Regions from separate parts of the Mus musculus genome. Here all the other regions are linked to region 1. A link is a loop called in an ENCODE intact Hi-C map of the cell type or tissue named here. Cell type or tissue: left cerebral cortex. All regions are shown on one strand. Region 1 overlaps Zeb2 (zinc finger E-box binding homeobox 2). Region 2 overlaps Arhgap15 (Rho GTPase activating protein 15). Region 3 overlaps Arhgap15 (Rho GTPase activating protein 15). Region 4 overlaps Zeb2 (zinc finger E-box binding homeobox 2). Region 5 overlaps Gtdc1 (glycosyltransferase-like domain containing 1). Region 6 overlaps Arhgap15 (Rho GTPase activating protein 15). Region 7 overlaps Arhgap15 (Rho GTPase activating protein 15).

The links. A loop is a pair of places that touch in the nucleus more often than their neighbours do. Peaks named below come from ENCODE experiments on the same cell type or tissue, not always from the same donor. Only the 100,000 strongest peaks of a DNase experiment are listed, where the experiment ranks them.
Region 2: a loop joins it to region 1, with 5 times the contacts of the local background. A loop is called at or near these places in 5 of 42 quality-filtered maps.
Region 3: a loop joins it to region 1, with 3 times the contacts of the local background. A loop is called at or near these places in 4 of 42 quality-filtered maps.
Region 4: a loop joins it to region 1, with 2.1 times the contacts of the local background. A loop is called at or near these places in 3 of 42 quality-filtered maps.
Region 5: a loop joins it to region 1, with 4 times the contacts of the local background. A loop is called at or near these places in 2 of 42 quality-filtered maps.
Region 6: it touches region 1 in a loop (2.5-fold over the local background); 3 of 42 quality-filtered maps call a loop at or near these places.
Region 7: a loop joins it to region 1, with 3.0 times the contacts of the local background. A loop is called at or near these places in 3 of 42 quality-filtered maps.

Annotation. Positions count from the first base shown.
Region 1 is chr2:45,102,464-45,106,463 of GRCm38, reverse strand. All of the region lies in intron 2 of Zeb2 (zinc finger E-box binding homeobox 2), which reads left to right. Among named protein-coding and RNA genes, the nearest start is that of Zeb2os, 6.7 kb to the left of the region's middle. In left cerebral cortex, a CTCF peak has its summit at 1,763 (motif pointing right); a DNase peak (open chromatin) is centred at 3,966; H3K4me3 peaks cover 2,696 bases; H3K27ac peaks cover 3,826 bases.
Region 2 is chr2:43,983,985-43,987,984 of GRCm38, reverse strand. The region is part of intron 6 of Arhgap15 (Rho GTPase activating protein 15); the gene reads right to left. Among named protein-coding and RNA genes, the nearest start is that of Arhgap15os, 79 kb to the left of the region's middle. In left cerebral cortex, no CTCF peak of the experiment used is centred here; a DNase peak (open chromatin) is centred at 1,751; H3K4me3 peaks cover 364 bases.
Region 3 is chr2:43,975,048-43,979,047 of GRCm38, reverse strand. All of the region lies in intron 6 of Arhgap15 (Rho GTPase activating protein 15), which reads right to left. Among named protein-coding and RNA genes, the nearest start is that of Arhgap15os, 88 kb to the left of the region's middle. In left cerebral cortex, no CTCF peak of the experiment used is centred here; DNase peaks (open chromatin) are centred at 324, 1,106, 1,413 and 1,661; H3K4me3 peaks cover 284 bases; H3K27ac peaks cover 1,603 bases.
Region 4 is chr2:45,059,238-45,063,237 of GRCm38, reverse strand. All of the region lies in intron 2 of Zeb2 (zinc finger E-box binding homeobox 2), which reads left to right. Among named protein-coding and RNA genes, the nearest start is that of Mir5129, 38 kb to the right of the region's middle. In left cerebral cortex, a CTCF peak has its summit at 1,363; a DNase peak (open chromatin) is centred at 2,271; H3K27ac peaks cover 4,000 bases.
Region 5 is chr2:44,629,887-44,633,886 of GRCm38, reverse strand. All of the region lies in intron 6 of Gtdc1 (glycosyltransferase-like domain containing 1), which reads left to right. Among named protein-coding and RNA genes, the nearest start is that of Gm52509, 23 kb to the left of the region's middle. In left cerebral cortex, no CTCF peak of the experiment used is centred here; DNase peaks (open chromatin) are centred at 1,130, 1,770 and 2,460; H3K4me3 peaks cover 1,409 bases; H3K27ac peaks cover 1,884 bases.
Region 6 is chr2:44,129,227-44,133,226 of GRCm38, reverse strand. All of the region lies in intron 9 of Arhgap15 (Rho GTPase activating protein 15), which reads right to left. Among named protein-coding and RNA genes, the nearest start is that of Arhgap15os, 66 kb to the right of the region's middle. In left cerebral cortex, no CTCF peak of the experiment used is centred here; DNase peaks (open chromatin) are centred at 474 and 1,760; H3K27ac peaks cover 964 bases.
Region 7 is chr2:44,102,276-44,106,275 of GRCm38, reverse strand. All of the region lies in intron 8 of Arhgap15 (Rho GTPase activating protein 15), which reads right to left. Among named protein-coding and RNA genes, the nearest start is that of Arhgap15os, 39 kb to the right of the region's middle. In left cerebral cortex, a CTCF peak has its summit at 2,365 (motif pointing left); DNase peaks (open chromatin) are centred at 538, 1,469 and 2,337; H3K27ac peaks cover 2,235 bases.

The DNA.
Region 1 (4,000 bases):
AATGGCAAGGCTCTGCTGCAGGCTGCCACCACTTGCAGCCGGTTTGAAACTTGCAAAGTTTGTTGCTTTCACCCCTGATTTCAGGCAGCAGGTCCTAGAATGCTCCAGTTTCCTTCATGATTAGTAGCCATCTGGGAAGAAAGGCCTACCTTCCCAGTCTCCCGGCTTCCACCACCAGTCTCTGGGAAATCACACAGACAACATGCGTGTTTTAACAAAAAATGAAATTGCTGGTCTTCCTGTCTCAGAGAAGGGAATGAAGTTCTCTTTGAGTGGAAAAAGAAAATGAATTAGGAAGGGAGAAGAAGGAAACGAAAGAAGGAAGGAAAAGTTAGCTTGATTTTGTTTCAAAGTTTCTGCTAAAGGTTTGGGTCCTATGGGCTGCCTAGGAGGGGGGTGTAGTGGACAGGGCTGCTTTCACCAAACACCTTTGCTCTGTGATTTTTTTCAGTTTGTAAAGGAAAGTACTCAAGTTGAATATCTCGGGGAGGAGTAATCAGATGAGCAGAAATGATTGTCCCTGTTTGAAAGAAACCTTTGCTCCTTCTCACTCTTTTAAAAGGAGTGGAGGTTCTATCAGTGCTGCTGAAGGGCATTGGAGGAGTGGAGAAGCGACTCCATTGCAGAGTCGCTTAAATGGAAAGAAATGCGACTGCAATCAAACAACCCCTTCTTAGACTGGGGTTTCCACTCTCCTCCCTCATAGGCAAAGTTGGGATGGGCAGCTGGAAGTGACAGACCCTCTAATCACATCGAAGCAGGATGGTGTCCTTCAGGTTGTAACTGGTCACAACTTACCTATCTTTGCCACTGTGGAAATCTTTGGCAAGTTGCTTTCCTAAAGTTGGTGAGCTTGTCACAGGGAGACTGTTCGCCTGCTTTTCAGTCAGGCTGTCTGTGCGGCAGGTACCAGCTCTGAGGGTACTCCAGAGAGATCCATCCCCATCCTGTTCTCTCCATGGAGATACTGCACACACAAGGCTGGGGGCTATGTATCTAGACTGATCTATTTGTTTTATTTTGGTCTGGAAAAAGACGATGCCAATTGGGGTAGACACGTGCTTTGCTTCCCAGCAGAGCCAGCAGCCAGCCCGGTGGCATCCTTGCTGTGGCAGTCCACCAGGGATAGGGGTAGGCTTCAGGTTTTAAACTTTGTAATGCTACTCTGTTGTCAAGTACAAGAAAAAAATTATTTCATAGCGTTTAGCATTTGTTTTCGAATGTGGAGAAAACCTAGTCTGTAGTTCCCTGTCAAACTGCTCTGTCATAGATTCTGGATTCTTCCCTTCGTTCTTTCCTTCTTAATTTGCTTAAAGAAAATTACAAGAGGTCGTTCAAGACTCTAATGCCTTATTTTCCTGGGATGGTGTGTGTGTGTGTGTGTGTGTGTGTGTGTGTGTGTGTGTGTGTGTGTGTGTGCTTCCCTTGAAGGTAGGAATGAAGGCTGCTGTTAGCTTTCTATCAGGGGCGTAATTATTCCGGGGGTGGGAGTTCTTCTCCTTACAACTCTCTTTGTCATCTGCGTTCTTCCAAGCTCTGAAGGTGCTTTTTCTCTATGTGAAAGGAGATTCTTTGTCCTATTCTTCATCAGCACTGTGGCTTCCCAAGGTAGACACTATTTTGTGCCTGTCACAGAGAGAGGGAGTGCAGGTTTGCAGTGCTCACAGACAATTGATTGTCTGCGCTAATGTGTTTCATTTACATGTTTATAACGTCAACGGTCCTGGGTGTCCACTGTACCATTCACCCCTGCGTTCCCACAAGGGGGCAATTGTCTGAATGGCCAAGTCAGACACCTTTTTGATTGCTCTTTGCTTCTCTTTTTAGAGCAAAGAGATAAAGGAGGGAAATCTGTGATGCAGAAACACTAGTTGAAAATATACAAAATGTCAGCACAAAAGCAGATGTTAACATAAGCCCAGATATGCTTTTTAACCAAGATGTGAATGTTGAAGACTAGAACACAGAGCAGAGGGAAGGATGACTGGAGACCAGGAAATGCAGCCCCACGTCTTCAGTTCCCCTTCTTCTTAAGCAACCAGAAGATGAAATGTGATTTTTCTTTTAATCTTTGAGCCTTGGAACCTCCAGGAACCTCCTTGTTGCTAGTGTGTTTGCTGTGATTTGTGAATTTTGTATATATTTATATAGCTCTGTTTGTGCCAACATCATCAGCTTACCACTTGGAAAAAACCTATTGAATGACTGTTTGGGCTGTAGGGAGTGTAAACTTTTAAACGTAAGATCCAAGGATTTCTTCATCAGGCAGTTTTTAAAGAAGGACAATAATAATCATCAGGCTGGAGAAAGCCTTGCCTTCATAAGCGGTGTGCTAGATAGTTTTATCTCGGGTGACAGTTGTATCAGAGCTAAAGCTCTCAGGAAAAGTGTAACCAGTAATTACAAAATAAATAATTTCATTTTAAGATGTTCTGTTCTCTCTCTCTCTCTGTCTCTCTCTCTCTCTGTCTCTCTCTCTCTCTCTGTGTGTGTGTGTGTGTGTGTGTGTCTGTGTGTGTGTGTGTGTGTGCATGTGTGTTGCGTTGTGTTTCCTGTCAAGGTGCTGACAGGAAAAGTCATTCATGCATGTGTCTTCTGGAGTTCTCTCTTCTTCACTCTCCCCTGTATATCACACATCTATGTAACCTACACGAGTACACCTGTTTACAAATATTTCACAGATCGGATAGTGCCTTGCTGTTTCACTTATGTAATACAATGATTAGAAGTTGGTTTGATTTTCTGTGTGGTCCTGGAGGAGAGAAAAATCCTAACTGTTGTGTCATGTGGTGCTAAGTAAATGGGGGGGGTGCTTTTATAATCTTGTAGCAAATTAGGGAAAAAAGAAATGGCCAGTCAGTGGGAGGATTTTTTTCTTTTTTTTTTTTTTTTTTTTTTTTTTTTTTTTTTTTTGCCTCTCTGGGAAGATACACAGTAGCTGCACCGTTAGCTGAACCCCTGACACGGCGGTCTTTTGAATGCCTTAGGTATGATTTCACTTTCGCTCACATCAATGCTGACCTGAATGCCTTTCATATCTGATCCTCTGTGTCTCTCCCAGTAAACATCCCCTGAGGGAAGAACAAAGAAAGAGCTCTTCTTCTTCTTAATCACAATTCAGTCCTTCACCGCCGGCAGGCTCCATTTGCATTCTGCCACAGAAAGCCAAGATGAAAAGAGAGAGAGAGAGAGAGAGAGAGAGACAGAGACAGAGAGAGAGAGAGAGAGAGAGAGAGAGGGAGAGGCTCAGAGGGTAGTGGTTGAGTAAAGTAACTTAGGTGTTTGTGGCTGTTTGTTGGGCCTTTCCCTAGTTACCAGCCTTATATAGTTGATGCTCAACCCTGCCTGTCCCTCCTGACAGGCATATAGTGTTACAAGATGGCATGTCTGTACTATTCGTGGCCACAGCTCCACTTGAGGTAAAAAGTCTAAGATTGAATTCTAGCCCAGACGCCTGTTAGATTTGGGGTCAGGTGTGCAGACTTCCCACTCCTGAACGCTACTTACAATTTGGCCTTAATAACTATGATTGTTCATCATATGACCTAGGAGGTGGGGGCACTGGAGGGTGGGCGGGAAGGGGGCGGGCTTGGAGACCCAGCCCTGGTCTGGCTGCAGGGGCCTGATGCCTGAACACAGATGAAAAAAAAAAAAATCCACAGGAAAACTGGAAAAGACTTTCCCATTCCCCCCCCCCAACCCTGACTTTTTATGATAATTCATATTTTCAAATGAAAGGGGAAAAAAGCCAAGAAAGAAACTCTCAAATGAGCCAAAAAGGAAAAAAAAAATCTCTGAAAAGAATTTTAGGGGGAAAAGTTGTTCTATTTTAAAAAGCTTTGAGGGCTGTAAAGTGCCACGCTTTCACACCTTCTCCGTACTTTTTTTTTCAGATTTTTTTAGTATGTTTAACATTTGTGAGATGACAGCCTTTTTGTATCTCAAACTGGATGCTTCAGGATTTGTAGGGAGGGGCTGGTGGTATTCACGTTTTTTCTTG
Region 2 (4,000 bases), 1.1 Mb after region 1:
GCATCAGAATGCTTTCTTTCTTTCCTTCTTTCCTTTTTTTTCCCTTAATAAGATGAAGATGCAGTACCTAATGACCATTTTTGTGTGTGAGTCATATAGGCTGTCAGTGGTGACAGGACAAATGAGCATAATGGCATAGCTTAAAGGGGAAAGGTTCATTTTAAATAGTGACAAATAATATTTAAATGGCATTGTTGGAGACCCATCATGCTTGTAAAATGTAGTTTGTATCTCTTCTTCATCCTTTAATTTCATCACTGTCAAATGGCATTAGCTGCTAACATACAACATCAGGTGCAGATATAATTTTTAACTGTTAAACATGCCGCTAACCAAACAAAATATATCATGATTTTTCCAGGATTTTTTCAATATTGGTAACTCACTAAATTTTATATATATATATATATATATATATATATATATAATTCATTTCATTGTAGAAGACACCTTTGCTTGGTGAAGAGAATAGTTCTAAACTACAATGCCTTGAGTATTGTTTTGCTCTCCAGATAAAAAACAGATATGATTTAGCTTTTAGACTAACTACATAGCACACCTTGGGAGTGTCTTGGAGAAGACAGGCAGCTGTAGCGATTTGGTCATATATATCAGGTATATATTTGAAGAGAACACTGAGAAAAAAAACACTCTCTCCTTTTTAAAGCAAATGAATGACTTCAAACATATGAATCAAACTCACAAGCCAGATCTGCCTATCCTTTGCCTAGGTTCAGAACTTTTAATAAAGACATTAAAATGAATCCGTGCCGAAATGTCTTGTGCATGGAACAGTTCTTGTGACTTCCAACTTTCATAGAGAGCCTTTGAATTCTTGAATATTTTTACATAGCTTCATCACATTTATTACTACTTTATTTTCAGATCACTTAAGCCAAAACTGGAGACAGTTTAGGTACCTTTGAGTTGTTAAAAGTTATAGCCAATTTTCTGAAAAATTATACCAGCTAAAAACACAACATTAAATATTTACCCTGTTGGATGTTAAAAAACGCTTACAATGAAAAATGTTCACATATTGACTATTCAAAATGGCCTGCACTTTGAAATGGTGAAATGGAAGGGATTGCAGATGTACAAGAATAAATATAAAAACAAATGAGTTGACTTGAAGTGTTGCCGGCTTTCATAAACATGCTTCTGCAATAACATGTGACATTAATATTTAATTACAAAAGCACTGCTGCAAAATCTTTGAAATTAATGTTTTGCAAAATTAACATTCAGTGCACAGAAGCAAAGTCGTTCCAGGCGCGACTGTGATTAACAATGCCATTCACTTTACATATTATATTAATATATTATTCAAGCTACGAATTAACACCTCCTAATTTAAATAAGGTGCTACATATCATGATGAGCTAAAATGCTTTTCTTAAAATGGCCCGTCTGATTTTAAGCAATCTGTGTTTATCATTTAATATTTTGTTATTGAATACTGCTCTCCGTAAAACTCCCTCCACTTTAATTTCAAGCAGAGACCTCATTAAACTGGTGTGTTCCGTTTCTGGGATTGCTAAGCCATTTGAACCATATTTTGTTTGCTTGCTACGAGTAGCCCTGAAATACTGTGTGTGCGCGTGTGCACTGGGCAGCCATGCTTTTACATGGAAGGTTCTGAGAGATCCTTTCAAGTGTGTTCTTGCTGCTTTCAGTAAGACACTTGTTTGCACAAACGTGGCCACTGTCATTGTGCCTTGCAACGGATTTCCCTGTGTTCACGCAGCAGCATTCAGTGAGCACGGTTCAGGGAGGGGGAAGCTGCACGTCCCACATTGTCAGTGTACTGATTCGCGGGGAGCACCTGTTTCCTAGAGAAGTGTGAAGATGCATGGGAATAACACTCCCTAAACCTTCTCATCGATGGATTCGGGTGACTGTCGTTCTTCTTCTGATCCCATTCATCAGGAAGTAGCCCGAAGGACCACTTCCGTTTTGCTTAGGTCTGTGCATCTGAGAGCTTCTTGATTTAAGGAGAACAGTTGAGGAGATGGAATCACAACACAGGAATTGCTACTTCAAAGCTCCCAATGCTTGTTCCATTATGGCAACGTTGGGGCCCCAGATTTCAATGACAATTTGGTTCTGGGCATAATTGAACCGAAGACTATTACTGGCAGGCTCCAGAAATACTGAGTAACAAAAATCAATTATTAAGATACCTCAGGATAAATTTAGTGTATTCTAAAACAGTTTCTCCTTTACTGTAGAATTGCTTAGCTTCCAGTCATCAACCAATGAATGATATAATGAAACTGATATGCAATTTCATCACTTTAGGACCCTAGACTTAACAAAAAGAGGCTTATTTATTGATTTCAGGTCAAGGTCCATAGGCTATATATCTAGATAACTCTCTCATATTGCATAATCTCAACTCAGATTGACTTATGTAGCAAAATGGTTATCAGGTTTTTAAATCATCAAAAAAAATTGCTAGAAGTATCTATAACAAACATTTGGCCTAAACAGAGTATGTGAAGACAGGAAGGCATTCACCTATGCCCCGCTGCTGTAAATACACGGTTGTATTTTTCCAGTTTAAAAATAAATGCATCAACAAACTCCAACAAGTTCCTCTTAAAGAAATGGGATCATTTTAGGTCTAGCCTTGGATGCCAATAATTTCTTGCTCATGCACCATCTAATCTGAAATTAATATTGCCACAGCTATCTTTGTTTGTTTGTAGTCGAGGCTGGCCTTGAACTCAGTATGTAGGCTCTTGATGTAATCTATTTGTCTTAACTTCCAGAATACTAGGAATCTATGTATTTACCACATTGCCTGGTACTTTTTAACTTTTTATTGAAAATAAATTGTTTTCACAAGGATATTCTAATTATGGCTGCCCCTCCCTCCAACTCTTTTCAGATCTTCCCCACCTCCCACTTAGAAAACAATTAGGTAAATGCCCTAGCATTGAGTTATATTTCCAGCAATATGTATCTCTTTTAAAATCTTTCTTCTACAGTTATTTTTATTTAACATATTTGAGTGTTCAGCCTGTATGTATTTATGTGCACCTCATGTGTTTGATGTGGACAGACATTATGAGTGTTGAATTTTTTTGTAACTGGAGTTATGGATAGCTGTGAACCACTACATGAATGCTGGTAACAGAACCAGGTCCCCTGCAAGATGAACAAGAGCTCTTAATGTTGAAACACCTTTCTAGCCACCCTCTACCTTTAGTTTTTAAAGAATGCTACATTAAATTATTTTATAATTTTTTGAGGATTTCATTAAGATACATTTTGGAATAATGGTTAGCATAATTAGAATTATATAGTGTGCTTTCAAAGATTTTTTGTCCATAATTCAAAAACATACTATTTCCAACTGAGTGATATTTTGGAAAATTAATTATCAGATTAAAGTTAGAATTGCTAAAGTAATTCTGGGGGTGTAATAATCAATCTTTATGCTTTGCACAAAAACAGTGCCTGGGGAAAAGCCTTCAGTATCATTTGTCTTGAGAATCGGTTCTGGAGTGAACATTCCAAGGAGAAAGGCAGAATCCACCTTGGTATTTGTCTTTTAAATTTTCAAATAAGCCAAGAAATCTTCCTTTAGAACTCATCGCCACCTTTTATTTTCAGAGTCTCCATGGAATTACAGCACTGAAAGTTTTCTCCAATCCATTAGACTATCGGTAAAATTTCCATACAGTATACAGATACCATAAGCCATGTTTTAGAAATAGTTTTACTGAAGCAACAAACAAGGAAACAAAAAAGAAAAGAAAAACTAAAGTATCATGAATGGTTTATTAATGAAGTGACCCACCCTCACCAGCATTTCAAGTTTTGTACCGATTAGTATTTTATTTAATTCTGCCCTGGAGATCTACTAAGTACTCTTAATTTTTTTTTATTTGAGAGAGAGAGAGAGAGAGAGAGAGAGAGAGGTTTCTGCAGTTAAGATAGAATGTTGCTTTTCAGAGGACTGAGTTGAATTCCCAGCTCCTACATGATGTTG
Region 3 (4,000 bases), 1.1 Mb after region 1:
ATACTGTTTCAGGCCAGCAACCGCTCATCTGACAGCATTTAGGCACAGGCTCAACATCTGTTTATGAACACTTTGCCTAATGATATCATCAGATATCATTAAGTGCGGCAGAATACAGCATAGAGGCAGGTGCAGCTGCCTTCACAACCCATCACAGAGAAAGAAAAGAGCTGCGTTCCCCATCCGAAAACCCATCATTAGGACAATTTTCTTCGACAAACCAGCCCTGTGATTTCAATCTGTATATCACCTGTAATTGTAGTTTTTAGCAAGAAGCTGATTCTATACATTTAGCGACGAATCACGTTGATGGCCTGAATACTGGAAACACATTTGTGGTACCAGCTGCGGCAGCTTTTTTTAGAGCCTGTGTTAACAAAATACTGCTAACAAGGCAAGGCTTGGAGTGCGGCTTTGTTTCTCTTCCTTGTTCATAGTGTTTAGATGTGCATAATTATGGAAATTAGCAATTGATTGCTTCTCAATAATAATTGATTACTGGTCACTGAACTCTGCGGCAGCAGTTTCCTGGAGGTGAGCAGACGAGATAAGTGAATTCCTTCCAGTTCCAGCCTGACAGAAAGAAAGACCAAAAGGACTCTCGATTGTACATCAGTTTCCATGATAAACAGACCAAAGGGATAATAGAATATCCCAGAATCTAGTTTGCCCTGAAGCAAATTGTAGAGATCATAGCAAGCCTGCAGAATTCCCCCTGTGGACCATGTAAGAAACATACATCATTTTTATATATGTCAGTCGGTCTTTGATTTGAAAATATTTCTACCCATTTAATTTATCTCTTTCAGCCAGTTTTCTTAAATTGTACAATTTAAGGGTTATATCAAAAAAATGAATACCAATTTTCTACACCTCTCAAATTGAAACAAACTGACAAAATAATGTGAAGACTCTTTTTTGCAAAGGGGTATAAATTCATAAGCCTATCATGTCAGACAGATACCGAGCACTTCAAAATGACTCTCCTCGTTTTGATCTGCTGTATATCCATCAACATTTTGGTCAGTGCCGACTGACTTGTTCAGTATACCATACCATAACTGTGCCTTGCCGCAGCTCCCATTTAAAGGAAAAGGCACGCATTTCTTGGCTTACTCAGTACTATCAATTTGAACACAACATATCCAATTCAAATTTGCTGCAGTACATGGAAGCCTCGCAGACAATAAAGAACCGAGCTGCTTGTTACATGGGAAACACCGTGACTCATGGTGTTTCAAAGACGTGAAGATCAGAAGGAAGACGACAACAACGACAACAGAAAAAGCTCCTTATTTGAGAAGAGTAAATTGTTAAATGATGCCCTTCCGTGTGTGTGTGTGTGTGTGTGTGTGTGTGTGTGTGTGTGTGTGTGAATTTACACAAGACATGGCTGCACAGTGACAATCAACTTTACAACCCGATTCATGAAAAAAATGCAGCTTGGTTAAGTCAGTATGCTTGATTTCAATAGTGTTTTTATCCCAAAATGGGTAACAGATTGTACAATCATGACTCAAAAAAAAAAAAAATACATGCACAAGTTATAAGAATTAGGCAACAGTTTGAGAATAATGCTGAAATCCTTCTCTCTGCCCACAGAAGGATTTCTCACATAACGAGCAGGTGCAGTTTCCAGAGACCTCTGTCCCTGAGATGGCCAAACCTACTGTTTGTCGCTTCCCCAGAAGCAACACAAGATAATATGGTGATAAAACTCTTGACTAGAGATGAAAATGCAACATTGCATGTCTGTATAATTCTAATCTCTCTGCACTGTCCGTTAACAAAAATTTATAGCCCTGTCTTCCCAGCTTCTCTGTAAGTTAACATTTCTGCATTGAATAATTTGATTTTGAAATTTTGCACTACTTCATAACCAAAACCTTAAAAAAAATAGAATTTAGGCACTGCGGGTGAGTCTGTGCACACACGCCATTATGTTCATGCCAAAAGCATTTAAAAAGAAAATACAGGCAGATCCTCTGTAATATATCTCTGAGTTTATTATCAGCATGACATTTTAATGCCTATTATTAAAATTGTATTTTAGGGGTTGGGGTGGGGTTCAGGTGGGAGAGTACTTTGGGATATTAGAAGAAGTTGCACATAAAATGATTTTGGTAACCTAGGGATGTCCTTGACACATGTTGGCACTGCAGAGTGTATCTGCTTAAAGAGACATATGGCTTCAATGGCAGAAGTCAGGATTTGAAGGGTATTAGGAAAACCATGTGGGGCAAGTTTGAGCTGATTCTGGCTGTTCTCTTGACTTTACATCCTCAAAAACCCATACAGTAAATACACCGAATGAATAATACTTTCCAGCATTGGGGGCACTTTAAAAATCACATTAATAGCAAATGAGGTTTAAAATGAAACTGCTTGCTAATAATGCTGGGAGACTTTAATGTACTAAGGTTAAAAAAAAAAAAAGGTAAATTATCCTGGGTAGAAAAGCAGCTGCTGTGTATTGGTGTTGCTGAATTCTGCATGGCTGATATCAGGGAGCCTTTCTGAGAAAATCAGGTATCAACTCAGTTGAGTTTTCTGTGCATCTCTCAGCTCTGCAAAGCAGCCCCTCACCTTTTTCCAATTACAGTCTCAACAAGTCATACTGGCCACTCCTCAGCTCTTGGGATTTACCTGTTCATCTGCTTACTCTTAGTCCCCCCACCTTTTCCTTAGGGGTTAGCCTCACAAAACCAAACTAGTTGATGCTCTCTAGTCCTGTTCTCCTGACCCGTATAAAAGAGGACCACTTAGACACCTCAGTCTTCAGGAGGTCATCAAAACTTCCCTGAGATAGCCAATGTACTGTAAATATGTGAGACCCCTGTTATAGTTTCTATGAAATACCATTTTATTGTAAAGGCAAATGAAATGTCTCAGGTGGTATCAGTGATGTTTTATTTAATCTGGACAGAGTGGGCTTGTATCCTTCAAAGAAGATTAGCTTCATAATTCTTCTACTCTTTACTATACCGCTACCTAAAGTTTTCCTTAAGAACTAATTTTATAGCTCACAACTTTTAATTAAAAAAAAAAAAATGAAACCAGTCCCCATAACCTTAAAATGTGCCAGGTACCTTACACGCAAATATTAATTTTGAGACAACTTCTAATAAGTTTCCATTAGTTGTAAATACAATAATAATATTTAGCTTCAAAAGAAACAATTCTAAATCATCTATGCTATTTTTGAGTCAGATTAAGATGTCATTCACTCTCAAGGAAGCATCAGAGCCCTAAACTTGTGTTCGTGACTCAATTCCTGTAGAGATGCGGTGAGACAGTGAGGGTAGATGCTATCAGAAGGAACTCAGAGGGAGTGCTTTTCTAAACCTGTGTATATCAAAGATTCCCCCATGCCTGAATGGCAGGCTGTTTTTATGTAAGTTTGTTTTTATGTAGTGGGGAACACTGATGTCTAAATTTGCATGCAGTACTTTTCGTAATGAATTAAAAGTACATAGCTAAACTTGAGTTGCAGCTAATCAATTTTGGCAGACAACAAAAAGTCAAAAACTGTTTTTGTTTTTCAAGTGAAAAACTTCTGTTGAAGGCAAATTGAAGAGTTTCAGAGAAAATAGCATAGTAGGCATGTCCAGGGTCAGGGTAATAACAGGAACGGGTGCTGAAAAGCTCCTCAATTTTAATGTTCTAAAATATTGGGTAAATTCTTAACTTTCCCATTAAAATTACTCTGTCACTTGAGGTTATTTATTTTCATTATCTATCAATATTTCTAGCAAATCTTGATAATTCACCAAATCGTAGGCCAAAAGTAACTCAAAAAAATTCTCTCACTAACTCAACAAATAACGTGTTCCTACTCCCCTCCATTTTTCTTCCAGGGCTAACTCTGCATGGCTGCTGCTCTCCAGAAACCCTTTAAAGATGACTTACATTCCAGTTCCAGTCTAAATCTCTGAATGTGTGCATAGATGGTCTAAGGAACCCATCTACCAGTTTCTGATCTTCCTTTGCTGATCTTTCT
Region 4 (4,000 bases), 43 kb after region 1:
GAGAAGGCGAAGAAGAGTTCAAAGCTGAGCTGTGGAGACACTTGGGGGTGAGACCCTCCAGCCAGCTGAGAACACTGCAATGTTTTCTGCCCCCAAAGAAGAGATGCAGCCCAGACCCGAGGAGAGAAAAGAAGCTTAAGTGGATTATTTGACAAAAAAAGAAATGTATGGCTTCTAGATTGTGACCTACATTCTACACACAATAATGATGTTTTACGGTGGTGATAGGGTTAATAACCTAACATCATTCATGTAGTGTTTTTTGAAAATTGAATTTTACTGCTACAAAGTAAATGTAACAGCCCTCTGGAGACAATATTACAGGCACTTTATTGTTTGGTAAGCTGATGTCATCTTTCTACAGACTGACTTTAAAACAAAGGCAGAACATTTATTACAAATATCACTGTGTGAAAGGAAATCTACTGAAATATTGTTTAGAAGGTGAGCCGATAAAATAATGTATTAATACTTGGCTTTGATCATCTTATGCTGTAAAGTTATGCCTTCAAAAATACTCCTCACGTGACCTCTATTCATAGCAAACTCCATCCTGGAAATTCCTAGCCAGGAATTCTAGCATTATCTGTACTCCAGTTGGAATATTTGTTTAAGCTTCGTGCCTGGTTTAAATACATTTTTAGTCTCCTAGGCAATTTCTTAACAAAGTTGATGTGCTTCTGTGAGGAAAACATTAAATAGCATCTCTCAAAGATGATGTATGTGTGATTTAAGAAACAAAGTATGGAGAAGACGCTATTTAGTTTCTATAATGAACTTTCAAAATCACCTGTGAGTAGTGACTGCAAAGTTTGCAATTTAAATAAGCTGTTTGAGCCTCTGCCAAGCTAGCATTCTGCATCACAGGTTGCTTGCAACTCGGAGTTTGGTCTCAGTATCTGATGCACGTGTAATACAGCGTGAAGTTGTTTGTGGATCACACGGGAGCTTCTTACAGTTCCATTTCGACACTGTAGCCCTTGAAAATGTATCAAATGAGCAGACACATTTGGCAGTTCCTTACAAGGCACAAGTAATTTGTTTGTAAATCAGTTACCTTTCAAGAAAATTTGAATTAGGGGAAACTAGTTCCTTTGATGGTCCCCCCTCTTCGAAAGCCAAAGAGTACATTAATGATCATTTTGAAGTAATAACAGTGATGAGAAAAACATTATTTAGTGAACTAATACCCTGTCTTGACATAACTTCAGGTAAGGCAAATAAGTAGCAGCCCCACAGACTGAAACCTTGGTGGTGTATTTCTAAGAAAATGAATTTACTATTCTGTCTTTGTCTCTGAAGTCTGGTTGAAAGGAAAACACAGGTCAAGGAAATTGGGTTAGGGAGAAAGCCTGCTGTGGGGTAGTGTGGAATTGCAGCGTAGTGTCTATCAGGGAGTCTGCAGAAACTCCAGAGATCAGCATACTGAGTGTTTGTGAATGCTCAGTACTGATGGCATTTATACCAGTCAGAAATGGGTATGCCTGGCATGCCCGGGAAGCCAGTGTGTGCTGTGCGCAGGAGGCAGCCACTGAGCTGCAGTTGACTTAAAAACAACCAAACACCACCACCAACAAAACAAGCAAACAAACAAAAGCCACAAGCTTATCTCGCTGATGACTATACCTTTCTATAGGACAGAAAAAAATCTTGTTAAAGATGTGGTTTTGTTATTTTTCAATTAAGGGGGGAGGGAGTGTGCCACAGGTGCCCACTGTGGCCAGAGGAGTCAGATGCCCTCAGAGCTGAACTTCCAGACAGTTGGAATCTACTTGGCTTAGATACCAGGAACCAAACTCCAGTCCTCTCTTAAAAGTGCTATGATCTCTTAACTGCTGAGCCATCTCTCCAGCCCCAGGAAAATCATCTTTTAAAGCGTGGAGTCATTTGAAACATTTTATTTTAAACCGTTAGCTATTTACCAGGTACTAAGTCCCATTAAAGCCTCACAGGTCAGTGTCAGAGAGAACAGCTTGGCAAGGCTCAGATATGACACACTACATGCGTTCAAGAGATGTTGGCTGAGTGGCTGATAGAGTGTGGTGTTCAAGGTGAGCCCTTCATTCAGCGTATGTAACAAGGAGGGAGGGAAAGATCCTTTCTTTGAACAGTTAGCAAAGCTGTAAGAAGGAACAGGCATGAGTTAGAGCTATGGGGCACAGCTTCCAACAGGAGGGGGGCAGGAGAAGAGAGAGCTGCTGGCATTGGGCACTGCATCGAGAAATGATGGCATGACTTTCAGTGGCACACCCCATTTTTTGTACTCTGCCTTCCCCGCAGCTGCTGTAAGGGAGTGTCTCTCCTCACTCCTTGTCATGTTGTCAATAACGAGCACGTGCATACACACACACACACACACACACACACACACAGCATTGGAACTAAAAAAATCAATGCTTTTCCTTCATCTCCTGGAAGAAGAGCCCTCACTTCAGCCAGACAGCACTGGTTAGCATCCAAGCTATAAGAAAAGGAGAGAGCTTTGGTTTCTAACCAGAATAAGAGTGGGCTTTTCAAGCACTCGGGTGACAGTGCCTTGTCAATCGTTGAAGATGCCGTATTTAGCAAGAAGTCTTATGGTTGGGACACTAGAAATGGGTCAGTTTGGGACAGCCCCAGTTGTACAAAGCCTTATGGTACTGTCTCCACACAAAAAAAGGATCCAAGTTGGCTTCTCGTGGTTGGTGGCTCCTTTCTTTGCTGACTCTCATAGCATGCCATTCCTCTTCCTTCCCTCAGCGACTGGGCAGGTAGACAGGCCTCTTGTTCCATTTGCCACACCGCTCCTCAATCCTTCTAAACGTCTCCCCTTTGAAGTCTCCATTACAGATAGAGCCAGTGTTGCTTCCCCCGTCCCCACTCTCCCAGCTCAGGCTTCTTGTTCCCCTAACCCTGTTACCTCGGCTGCCTGCACCGTGTAGCCTGGGCTAAATTGTGCTGTGATTGACCTGACTTTCGATTGTCCACTAAGTGCCCAAAGGTCACCCACTTCTGTCCTCTGCCTGTGAAAAGGGGAGCTAGAATGAGTTCGTTGCCTCAAAATTCTTTAAAGGAGCTCTGCCCAATGAACCCAACTGCAATGGAAAATAGACAACGTAATGGGAGAAATAAGTTTTAGTTAAGAAGACAAAGCATATGAATTTGACTGCTGATACCTTTGGTAAACACGGTGCCCTTCACATCGTGGTCAGATGGTACAGAGAATATGGAAAGAGATGGGCAAAGGGAGGTGTGGAGATTATTGCAGTAGTTACTAGTCTACTGGGTACCTACTCTGGAAATCATTTCTGGATTAGGGAATCTGTGAACCACCAGAAAACGCATATATTTTCTACATTTCTGTGAGTGGAACCATACATTTAATGCAATTCTGGAATAACCCAGAGTTGAAAATGAAGAGATCAAAAGTCAACACTGAAAGTGAAAAATCAACCAATTCTGTCTTGTTTCCTAAGCTCTGCTCTTTTTCCTCTCGTCTGCATATTTACATGTTGTGCACGAGGTGAACAGTGTAGAAAGTGAAAACGGGGGTTTTAAAGCAAATTTTACTTCCATTAAAAGAAAAACATTTAAGTCACCTACCAGGTTATATAGTTCACATTGTTTTTCTATGATTTTAGTTTATCACAATTCAAAGACGGGTCCTTTTTTTTTTTTTAAACAATGGGAATAATCACACATCTGAACATAAGAATTAGTTTTATGCAGTTCCATAGAAAACCAAAATCTTGAGCAACACTTTCAAAACAATCAGAGAAAAATAAACCATTCCTTATGTCAGTCTTGTTAGAGAGGGATTAAGAAACTGGCAATTATTTTGGCGACCTTAATTGTTGCTCGGCAGGAAAATATGTAATTAGAGCACGTTCCCAGGCCGGCACACCTGCAACGCATCCTGAAATATAATGTCAGCTTTCAGTGCCCATCCGTGCCAGGTTCTAGCACAGCCAGTCACAGTGACACTCTGAGAACACTTGGGTCTCATGTAATGTGGCCTCTG
Region 5 (4,000 bases), 470 kb after region 1:
ATGAGCCTATCTGAAGGTGAAGTACCACCCGCATTGCTGCCTTCTGCAGACCTCTCGTCCATTACCCTTTGCTCCCCTCTACATGGAGACTTATTACAAGAAAGTCAATTCTGAGAATTTTCATAATAATGTTAAATAATTTGGAGACTGTGGGTATAAAACAACAGTATAGAGGCAAGGTTCTCACAACATTGAGAACCATGTTAGTCAACACTTTGCACAAAATTAGACAGAGCTATGTTAATAAAATTAACAATATTAAATTGAATAATTCCCTCTCTTCCTTTGTATATTTTTGCTTTAATTTAATTTAATTGCCTAAAGTTAGTTGCTTAAAGAGATGCAGCATGATGTTTGTGCACATTCTTATTGTTAGAGCTAAATTATTTTTAATTTGGAGAAGAGGGGGAAAAAAGCCGCATCAGCAAGAGTAAATGCCAAAATATAAAAGTAACACATTCATCCTTACGGGTAATATAGTAGAACACTGGAAACTTGGAGGTTGCCAGACACATAGCTAACATTAGGGCTAATTTTGAAAATCTAGCGTGCAGTCAATTTTACTGATGCCTGGGGACATACAAGGTAGAAGCTGACAAGAGAACTAATTTTGTTTGGGTTATTTACTGCTATGCATCATCCACGGGTTCCCGCCTGACACACAGCTATATGAAGGGGATATTATCACACACTAAAAATTTATGTTGACATGCGATATTTGTTCAATATGTCAGCAGTATTACTTTCATAATCAAAAGAGTAAGAAAAAGAAAAAAGAAAAGCACTTTATGCTCATATAGATATATCTTTTTAATAACAGTCTATAAGGTTAATATAGTTTACCTTTGAGAGTATACAATGAAAACAAGCAGGGTTAGGAGGGGAAATGACAGAAAGCATCAACCCGAGCTGTTTGTTTGCCATTACCTACGCGAGCCATGTCAGCTCTCTGGCCCGCGTCTGATAGCTATTTGTTGTACAGAGAGCACAGCATAAAAAAAATATCAAACTCTTAATACTATTGTGTGCCCATAACCATCTGTCACTGCTAGCCTGGAGATGAGAGGGAGATTAGGAGGAATAAACACTGAGCCGCCGAGCATTGGTAAAGCCTTCGGGCAAAAAACTCTTGTGGGGACATCAAAGACATTCTAATTCCGAGGCAGTCAAGGATTACAGTGTGTAACCTGTGCTGACAACAGATAAATGACTGGCAATATTGTGCCAGAGCTGTTGGGTCCTGCATGGAGTACTGATGATGATGATGATGATGTTAGCGTGCAGAATGGACTCTGCTGGGATAATTTTATGATAAAACACTTTTTTCAAATGCCACTGGGTCTAGGCAGACATTTACTAGCTACACGGGTAGCAATCAGTTTCTTCAAAATTTACTGTTCTATGCCCATTAGAGTTCCGGCACAGCAAGACTCTTCAGTGAAAAGCTAAGATGCCTATGTTTTCTTTAGGAGAATATATGCAAATGTTGGGAGCTGAACTCCTAGCCTTTAGTGGTAGGTGCTTTATCATCTGATTTATGTAAATTTGCTCATAAAAATCAGTTTATTTTTAATTGGTGAATATGAATTAGAAAATTAAGACTCTGGTTCAGCATTCTTCCCCAGCTTCAAGCACGCATTCATTTAGACTTCCAATTGTATGGCTGGAAAGCCCATCACTGACCTAGCACTATGAATTGTGTCCTCAGGGAAAGAAAGGTTTCACTGGAAATGAGTGGGGCTGTCTGGGTCTCTTACAGTCCTGTTGGTTCACAGCTCCACACTTTGGCTCACTGTGCCCTGGTCTGCATCTGAGCCACTTTAACTCATGAGTGCCTATGGAAGCTCTGCTGCCCGTTCATCTTCATCTTGGTCATGCCCATTCTCTAGAGGAGAATGGAGAGGGGGAATAGCAGCAGTGCTGTCTCCCTCTTCCTCCTCCTCCTCACGAGAACTATGTCGTGAAGTCCTGCAGTTGTAGTATCTCCCATGATGGGATCATGAAAGGCTCAAACACTGTGTTAAACCTCCAAGACATCCTGTACTGAGTTGGCCAGATGTTGAATGTACTTTGTAAAATATGTATCAAAAGTCAGTGGCATTTTCTAGAAGATACATTCTGGCTTTTCATCTGTGTTAAGATGTCTGTGTGAGAACAGACCCTTAAATGTAAGGTTTGCCTCTCTTTGGCCTTTCTGAACCTGAGATTGTGAGGACTGTAGTGTAGAACCTATGCTGACAGTAGATAAATAACTGACGGTATTTTAGCAGACTTTCTGGGGTTTCTGCAGAGGAATTTGTTTCCTCCTTTCTAACCAGTCCTTAATGTTTTGTTATAAACATCTGCAGCACGACACAGCCAATAGAAATGACTTAGAGAAGGGCCTGTGAAAAACACTGCTTTAGCAATGCTTGTTTTTTTAAAGCTGTTTCTTTCCAAAAAGTCCAGCATTGCAACCAGCTTCCAAGCTTTATGTAAAGGTTTCTATATCATAGTGGCCACAAAGGCACACTGCTAGATGGAGAGTCAAAACGCATGTAAAACATAGTAAAAGCTCACACTTGTCCAGGCCCCTGTTCCCCGACAAACACTCTTAAAAATGAGAGGGACAATCAGATGGGCCAGAGGCCAAAAGCATGAGGAAGCCTGAGGACCTGAGTTCTAACCCCAAACCCATGAAAATGTGGAAGGAGAGAAGCACTTCCACAGGGCTGTGCTCTGCCCGCTACTGCACTCACACATATTCTCATGGTAATAACCAAGGTTAACAAAAGGAATGAGACACAAAAGGGCTTTGGTTTAGATTATACCTATGAGTATTTCCTGTTTCAGATGAAAACTGAGTGCACTCTGTAAATCACGTGGTCCTCCTCCTCCTTTTTGGTGTGTCTGTCTGTCTGTCTGTCTGTCTGTCTGTTTGTTTGAGAGAGACAGTGTCTCATCTCACTATGTTGCTCTGGCTGTCCTTGAACTCACCTTGTAGAAGAGTCTGGCCTCTGCCTCCTGCTAGGATTACAGCTGTGTGCCAGTTCACATTGTCATTTTAAATAACAAGAATACAATAACAAGCACATGGTAACAAATTATATTCTGTAAAAATCATAGTTTCCAAAATAAATTAATTTATATTAATTTACTGCATCTTTATACCTGTTGCAATGGGAAGTTTAAGTAGAAGACTATAAAGAAAATCCTGCTTCATAGAGAGATAGCACTTTAAAAGGAGTATTGTAGAAACTACTATGCATATATAGATGTTCTTCTTTGATGCTATATCAGAACTTAACAAAAGGGCTTTGTTAAAGGTTAGTTGCACTTTGGAATCATGGAATCTGGAGCCAACCACAATGCATTATCCATGGTCTGTTCCTTGCAGATTGAATAGATTTTCTAAGCATCATGTGTAGGTCTCAAGGAAAACAGAGCCTCACCACATAGTGCAGATTCGGTGCCCATTGACAGGATTCATCATGTGAATTTGAGACATCACTATGAAACTCAGAAGAAACATGCTTCAGTCTTAGAAAGCTGTTAAGCTCGTGGTATAGATGCAATTTCACCAAAATCCTATTGGTCAGTTAAACACTTGAGTTTATGATAAAAACATTTATCAGTTATCTTCCTTAAAGTGAGCTTCACATAGTTCATATTTGAAAATACCCAAGTTCAATTAGCAGTGGTGTGTCAATCATTCATTGAGGTAAATTCTGTTTCTTAAAGAAATTAGCTGTTTTATCTTAGAAACCAAGCATTCATACAAAGACTCATTCTGAAGATAATCACTAGGCCTTAATTTTCATGAAAGTTCTTTAATATACATTTCTAATTGAATCATGGAAAATATTAAAAGATATCTATTGAAATGATTCAATAAATAATATGAGCAATTTTTACTGTATCCCCAACCACCTTCTTTTTTTTTTTAATTTATTACATATTTTCCTCAATGACATTTCCAATGCTATCCCAAAAGTCCCCCATACCCTCCCCCCCACTTCCC
Region 6 (4,000 bases), 970 kb after region 1:
AGTTTATGTCTGCATGGAATACAGATGTCTATCTAGTGCTGGAAGATGAGTGTACTACCACATATCTCTTTAGTGCTTCATTTTCTTGCAAACCTTATGGCTTTGATTAAAAGAATAAGCAACTTCTTTTTGGTCTATAAATACAAAACATTGAGACGATTTTCTGCTAAACCTCTAGCATATAGTGAACCTCGAACTGCCTTATGACTTTTGGCATAAGAGGCAAGTACAAGAATATTAATGGATGGTTCCAACTTTTCAGAATTTTAAACTGTAAAGAAGCAGGCATTTCCAAATGTTATGCATGTACCTTGCTCCTGCTAGATCATTCACATTGTTCCTTCATGTCCATTTTACTTTACTGAACCTCATAGCTCTACGATAGACACTAGCAGCATCCACTGTGGGAGGACTGACCTGGAGATTTGCCTAGACAATGCAGCGATCTCCAATCTGTGGGGATGAGGATTTCGTTTGAAGATGGACAGCTGGCTGTCGTTGTAGTAGCATTGTTTGACAGGAGCAGAGCAAGGGTGTATTTTGGTGAAAGCTAGCTGCCACACAGATGGAAATGCAGTGTTCTTCCCTGTACCTTATACAGTTTTCGTCTTCCCGTTTTAGGCTTCTAGGAGTATCTCCTTCCCACAGATCCATGGTGGGTGCCCTTGTATGAGGTCCTGCTTGCATGGAATTACTCCCCAACTGTGCTTTTATTTTTTTTTTCCTGATTGGTGAAATGGGATGTTCCAAGAGTGTTCAACAGCCAGAAGGAAATTAGTTTCTTCAACTTACCAACCCATTAGGACAGTGAGCATGGAATTCTATTTTTTTGTTTGTTTTAGACAGCAACTTTGACCCATACTCTCTGCTTGTACCAAACTGTTCCCCCTTCAAACACACTCCGAATCACAATAGTAGAGAGAATGACAAAATAATTTTCATACGATATTATTTCATCCATTCAAAGTATCCATTCAAGATTTTGTCAATGTCTTTAGGAAACAGTAAAAAGGTATATCATTACATAGCATATATATACACATATACATATATGTATATATGTGTATATATATATATGCATATATATGTATACATACATATACACATATGTGTGTGTGTAGAAAGGAAAATATAAGCACATTAATACATAATATGAAGTCAGTAACAGACAAGCAACAGTAGAACTGGTGATACATCCAAGGGAGTCATCTCTGAATGAATGTCTTTTGAGAGAACTGAGCAATGTAAACATACAGGGAAAGAGAAAACACAGAGAGCTTCTGGAGGAACCGATGGCTTAGAGGGTTGACTGGCTGACATAGGGTGACCAGGAAGCAGGACAGTGCTGAGGAAATGGAAACGATGGGCCAAGGCAGGTAGAAACACATAGGTCATGAGAGGACACTAAACATAACTTTGAATATAGTTTTATGCTAAGGAGTTAAAGATGGTTGGACAGGGGGTGAATGGTATGATTTACATCTCTAAATGATTCCTTGGAGCAGTTGCTGTGCAGAGACTAAATTTAAGAGGGTCAAGCAGAGAAGCAGAGAGGCCAGGCAGGGGGCTGGTGAAATATTCCACAGGGAAAGGATGGAACTTGGATAAGGATGGTAATAACGGAAGTGACTAAAAGTGGTTTAATTTAGAATATATTTTTAGGCAGGATTTGCTGATGGAAGTGAAAGAGACAAAGTTAGAGTGGAGGGTGACTCCAGCTGGCACATGGCTGTGGTATTTCCTGAAATAGAGAACACGTGGGAGCCAGGGAATCAAGGGTTGCTCTGGATAAATTTGAGATGTCTACCAAGCACCCAGGAAGATGTCAAATAGACATTTGAATATGCATGTCTGGAGTGTGAGGCTGACGTTTTAAGTTTGGAGAATATCAACCTACTGATGGAATTAGAAGCCACAGGGATGGAATATTTCAGCCCCAGAATGTTTGAACAGTGTCCAATAGATGGAGAATAAGAAGAATAGAGAAAAGATAGCCAAGAAACAAAGATGAGGAGAAGAGCAAGACTCACCAAAGAGATGCCCACCGACCTGAGTTCCTAGTCTCAGCCTAGGCAATATGTACCCAGGATGGACAGAGATGAATAAGATGGTGTCTGAGTTCGAAGCCCAGAGTCTAGAAGGATGATATGATAATATGACAATAGCTTTGAGAAGAGAAGTTGGAATTAACGAGAGGGAGGAATACAAGGATAGTTTCACAGTGTTGGTGACTTTCAGCTGAAAGTGTAAAAGAAACTAAGTGAAAAACTAGTGTTCAAAGTAACAGAGATGTTGCATAGTCGAAAAAGATAAGTTTAGCCTTCTCCTCTTGTTTTTATATGTATGTGTTAAATTATTATACTTATGCATTAGGTATTTCCAGTCACCAAATCAATTCACTAAGGAATGAAAGATAAACACATACAAGAAAAATATTTTATAAAAGTAAGTGATTTAAATCCGAATACAGGACATTGTCAATTGACACTGGGGGAAATAAACCTTAGTTCACTGCTTGAGTTTTAGATGATTGATATAAACAGACAGTTGCTTAGCAAGGTGTGTTTCCTAGCAGCGGGAGTCGACAATATTTTGTCTTTTTCATGTGCTCATCTTCACCACCTTAGAATTATGGAAACAATCAACAATAGAAAGAGGATTGTTTATAAAAATTCAAGTGGGTCAAATTTTTCTATCTTCTCCAATATTTGTTTACCAAATCTTTATACTCTTTCAATAGACATTAACAAAACTTGCTTGCTCAATCACAAAGCTTAGAATAACTCATGTCCAGTTAAGTTTATCATCAGGTATCATGTTCTTTAACTAGAAAGGGATGATTTATTGAGGTTAGACACTACTGTGAGATAAATAATTTTATTTATAATTTTTTATACACTTGAAATAAATAAATAAATTTTAAGTTTTATTTATAAATTATAGATAATTGCAATAACAAGGAAAGAATGTGGTGCATAAAATTTGGGCAAATTAAGTGAACTAATTCTAAATAATTTATCTTTTCAGGCCAACTAATAGAGACTAAAGATGAAAACATTATCCAGTGATTAAGAATCAAAAGATTCTTTTTGGTTGGGGAGAGCACAGACATTTTACTGCAGAATTAAGCAAAGTCTAGGTAAGAAGGCTGTATTCTCTCTAATATCAGCATAGATTTGTTAGAATCCCAAGTGGTAAAGACTTCAATTTATTTGCATGAATGTAGAGTTCAATAAGAAAAGACTCAAAGTCAGTAGGAGTAAAACTGCTTAATGATTTCAAATATTGCTTGTAATGTATTAATATAACAGGTTTGAATATCTATAATGGAGTCTCTTTCATTTGGGTCTTAAGGGTGTTCTTCAAGCCACTAAGGCTGAGCACTAGGTATGCGCTGAAGTACGTAAGAGGAAAGCACTTTAGGTTAAAAGCACTTTCTCTCTCAGCCCCGGGTTAAAAGCTATTTTAGGATTCTGTTAAAGGCATTCTTTAGTCCTCAGCTTTGGCTTAGAAGTGGCTTTGATGAGAAGTGCTTTGAGGCAGGTAAAGGATTTTATAATAAACCATATTAAGAGCCTGAGAGTCATGTGGCTCTGTGGAGCATTGGGTAGCTTGGTAGGTTGAGTGTAAGCTATGCTTAGAAATTCCCATTCTTAGTAGGTTGTTTGAAGCTCACTAGTTATTCTGTGTAAATAAGTGGAAATTCTGTTTCAGCAATGTAATTGGAGGGAAGAGATTATGATTATAAATTAGCATTCTCAAAACAAGTTTTCTTTTGGGGGATTTCTAGTCAAATGGTGTTTGTTTCTCATTTTTCAGCTTTCACTGCAGAAACTGACAATTCAAAGATACCTAATCTACCCCAAATTTACCCACAAAACAGTATGACTAGGCAACCTATTGGGAGAGGCCATTTTGTATCTTGCACATTTTCTGGGTCAAGGCTGCTCTTCAGACCCAGGCAACAGGATTTCTTACTGGGATGTGAAAGTGCTATAGA
Region 7 (4,000 bases), 1.0 Mb after region 1:
AGGTCTCTGCTCCCCTGCTGATAAACACACATAACCCTAAACACTCAAGTGCGAGAATGTGCATGCGCACATGGGCATACACACACACACACACACACATACACGGGGAGGGGGGAGAGGGAGAGGGAGAGGGAGAGGGAGAGGGGGAGGGGAAGGGGGAGGGGGGAGAGGGAGGGGAAGGGGGAGGGGGGAGAGGGAGGGGAAGGGGGAGGGGGGAGAGGGAGGGGGAGGGGGAGAGGGAGAGGGAGAGGGAGAGGGAGAGGGAGAGGGAGAGGGAGAGGGAGAGGGAGAGGGAGAGGGAGAGGGAGAGGGAGAGGGAGAGGGAGAGGGAGAGGGAGAGGGAGAGGGAGAGGGAGAGGGAGAGGGAGAGGGAGAGGGAGAGGGAGAGGGAGAGGGAGAGCGAGAGGTGTCTATCTTTCCAAACTTTAGGATATTTTCTTCTTCGCTGAGTGAATTAGGCCAACTTTGGGCATGTGCTACATATTGTACAGTTTTGCTGTGAACTTGAATTTGCATTGTGCCTCTTCTCTCAGGAAAGAACATTCCTTGTGGAAACAATACTGTTCTGTAGCAAAACGCAGTTCTCATAATACCCCTGTGAACGGGAACAATTCCACCTTTTTTTTTTTTTTCTTTACTAGAAAATAGAATCATTAAAATATCCCCAAATGACCTATCCTCAACCAGGCTCTGATGGCAGCGAGTATAAAAGGAGTGACTCTAACCCAAAGACCTTTCAGTATTAGGTTTACCAGGTAAGCAATGACTGGGGAAAGCCAAGCTGGCCGTTCCTAAGTTTCTAGGATAATTCTCGGAGTGTTCTCCAAATTGCTGTCCCCGTATGACTTAACTCTGATGATGAAAACACCGTAGACTTTCACTAACCCTGCAAACACTTTAATTAATCTGGTCGGCTGCCGCCAGCTTCCCCCTAGCCAAATGTGCCTAGAGATTACAGAAAACACACACACCCCTAGAAGGCCGACAAATTCTAGTCTAAAATCATCTTTCAAAGCCCCTTCTTGGAAAGCCACAGAGTTTTCGGTCCAGTTTGCACATTCTGGATGGGATTTGGGCTGAGATAAGAATTCTTTATGTCTTGCCTGCAGCTCCAGACCATGTTGCAGGGCAATGGCCACTCTGCCCTGCCTCCTTCACCCTTCCAGGTGGCCTTCTCACCCCCACATTCCCGAGCGCTGAGACCGGCGCCTGGCCTGGGCTTGCACTCTTGGCTGGCTCGGCAGGCCTGTGCAGTGAGTGTAAGCGTGGCAACCTCCCTTGTCTGCTTGGTGATATCAGGGATGGGAAAATGTCACGCCAGACACAGCCTCTCAGAAAGAAGTGTTTGGGGGGACAAAACCCTCTATTATTTGAAGAATTATTTTGACATAAGCGTCAAGCTATTTGCTCCAAAATGTGCGTGCAAAGCACTGTTGCCTACCCCCACAGGAAGTGTATTGAAAACGCATGCGAAGGGTGCGCCGAGCGTATCTGAGGACACAGTGTGTAGTCTACAGCTAAGTGATCAGGGATAGCAGCGTAGTTTGTCCTTACAAATGCTGACAGACAGCTGCAGTTTGCAGCTGGCAGGGAGCTTATGCTCGCTAAACAAAGATCTAGCTGGAGCCCGGTGAATACTTGGCTGTAGCGCAGTAATCATAATTCATAACATACATTTCTAAAGGAGAATTCAAACCCTAAGAAAAAGCTCAGAAAGACTCCTGTCATTTTGTCGCTTGCTGTGGTCCGGATATGTGTTGCTTTCGGGCTATTTTGAAACCCCTCGGGGTCCTATAGAGACCTGGGTCAGCAGGCCTGTCATAAGCTAAACTGCTTTCTGCTTTCCTATCACTCTTTCAGACCTCCTAAGCAAAGTGTTACACCAAATACTCTATTCCTTTCCCCCAAAAGATTCAAATGTAGTAAATTTTCCAATCTCTCTCTCTCTCTCTCTCTCTCTCTCTCCCCTCTCTCTCCAACTTCTCCTCTCTCCCTCTCTCCCACTCTTTTTCTTTCTTTGATTTTTGAAAACATCAGAAAACCTTATTCTTTTGGGCACGTTTCAGATTGCTGTCTCAGAAACATGAAATATTAAATCTGAAAAAAGAAAAAAACCCCGGAAAGAACAAAGTGTAACTGTCCCCAGTTTGGGGGACGAGAAAGACTCAGTTGTGAAGTCACTTGCCCGAGGCAACAAAGGAAGACTTGGAGCAAAGCTGGAATCCAAACTTCTTAACCATCATTTCTGGTTTCTTTGTCAGCACCTCCTTTTGCCTCTTTAATCCCAGATTGACTTTATTAGAAAAATTGTTCTTAAATCCAGAAGAATGTTCAAGGGAGCCTTTTCGGCTGCTTGAGGCGCCCACTGCTGGCCCAGTGCTTCCAGTGACTAGGACTTAACTCCAAATGCAATAATTGCCATCAATTGTTTTATTCTACGTATTCACAATTGGAGAGTTTTGAATATAATATGGAAATATATTGAAATTTATATGCATAATTATGCATAATAATATGAAAAATACATGCCCAAGGGGGGAAATTACAGTAGCCTTCCTTTGACATGCAACAATGCTAAGTGTTTGGCTGTGATTCTTTTCTCTAAGTTTTTGGTAACCTGAAATCTGCAATAGATTATTCTTATTATTTGGGGTTTTCAGCCTTCCCTTTCCCTGGGGGACAGAGAGCTGTGTTGCCGAATGCCAGGACACCCCTCCAGATGCAGATGTCACCGAGAAGGGCTCTGCTGGATATCCTTTCCATGTGTTTCTGCCTAAGCTGGGAGGGAACAGAGAGGATTGAGCTACGGATGGGAAACGTGCTGCGCCAACTTCCAACCCCTCTGAAATTCCAGCTTTTGGACTTGAACAGGCTGTGATCGGGGCCCATTACAAGCTTGTTCACTCTTGACAAAATGAAACTTACGGTCTTGAGGGAAAAAAAATCGTCTTCCTGAGACATTAAGTGCCTCTTATATAAAATAACGCAGTGATGGCTCAAGACCCGAGGAGTTGGAAATGTGCAGACTGAATGACCTTTAAAATACACATAGGTTTAAAACCAAAAGAAAAATGCACTTAAGGAGAAAGTATTTTGACTTATTTCTAAAATATGGTTGGAAACATTAAGCAAACTTAAAATGAGGCTGCACCACGTTCTCATTTTGACTTAAAGATCTCCTTTAAGTAACACAACTGATGTAGTCATCAGCACTGACTCCAAACACAGAAATATGAAGAGTCACAGTAACAAGAACTACTGATATTGTTAACCCTTAATCCCTCAAAGTCTCAAAGGAGAGGCAAAGGGATGCAGATCTATCCTGGCAGGGTTCAACTCCCCAGCCCTGGTTTTTGTAGCAGTAAGAAATACCCATCAAGAAATATCTCCCCCAGTTAGCCAACAAAGAACAAGGTTAGTTGTTTGCACTCTATGGCACAGATGAAAAAAATAAAAGGCCACCTGTGTGAGAATCAGTCCCAATCACACACACACAGGTGCTGCCCCACACAGCTCCAAGGAAAGCAGGGGGCAGGGCCAGGCATCATGGGTGGCCCTTGCAAAGGAAAAGGAAGTTAATTGCTGTATGGAGAGGCAATGGTCAGCTGTGAATTGTTCTAGGTCACCTGGCAGTTTGGCCGAAAGGTTTCTTTTGCCAGCTCTGTGGCTCTGTAAAATGAACTGCCCTTTGGAATGCTATTGCATGTAAGGCAGAAGGTGGAGAGAGGGTTTTCTCATGCTGCAGTTCAAAGTCTACCGGCACTCTCCCCACTCTCGCCAAGCCTGGAACTGGAACGTGGTTCGTGCTCATTGAAAAACCAACCTGGGCCTGGTGTATAGAAGAGAGCACATAGCCCTTTGTTTTGTTTTGAGGTCTGACTTTGTATTCTGGTTCTGCTACCAGGGCAGTACACGGGTCAGTGTCCCTGGATTCCAATGTCTTCAGCAGCACAATGGGGGATCTCTATTCTGTGCTGCAATGAACGAATATGCTCTTACC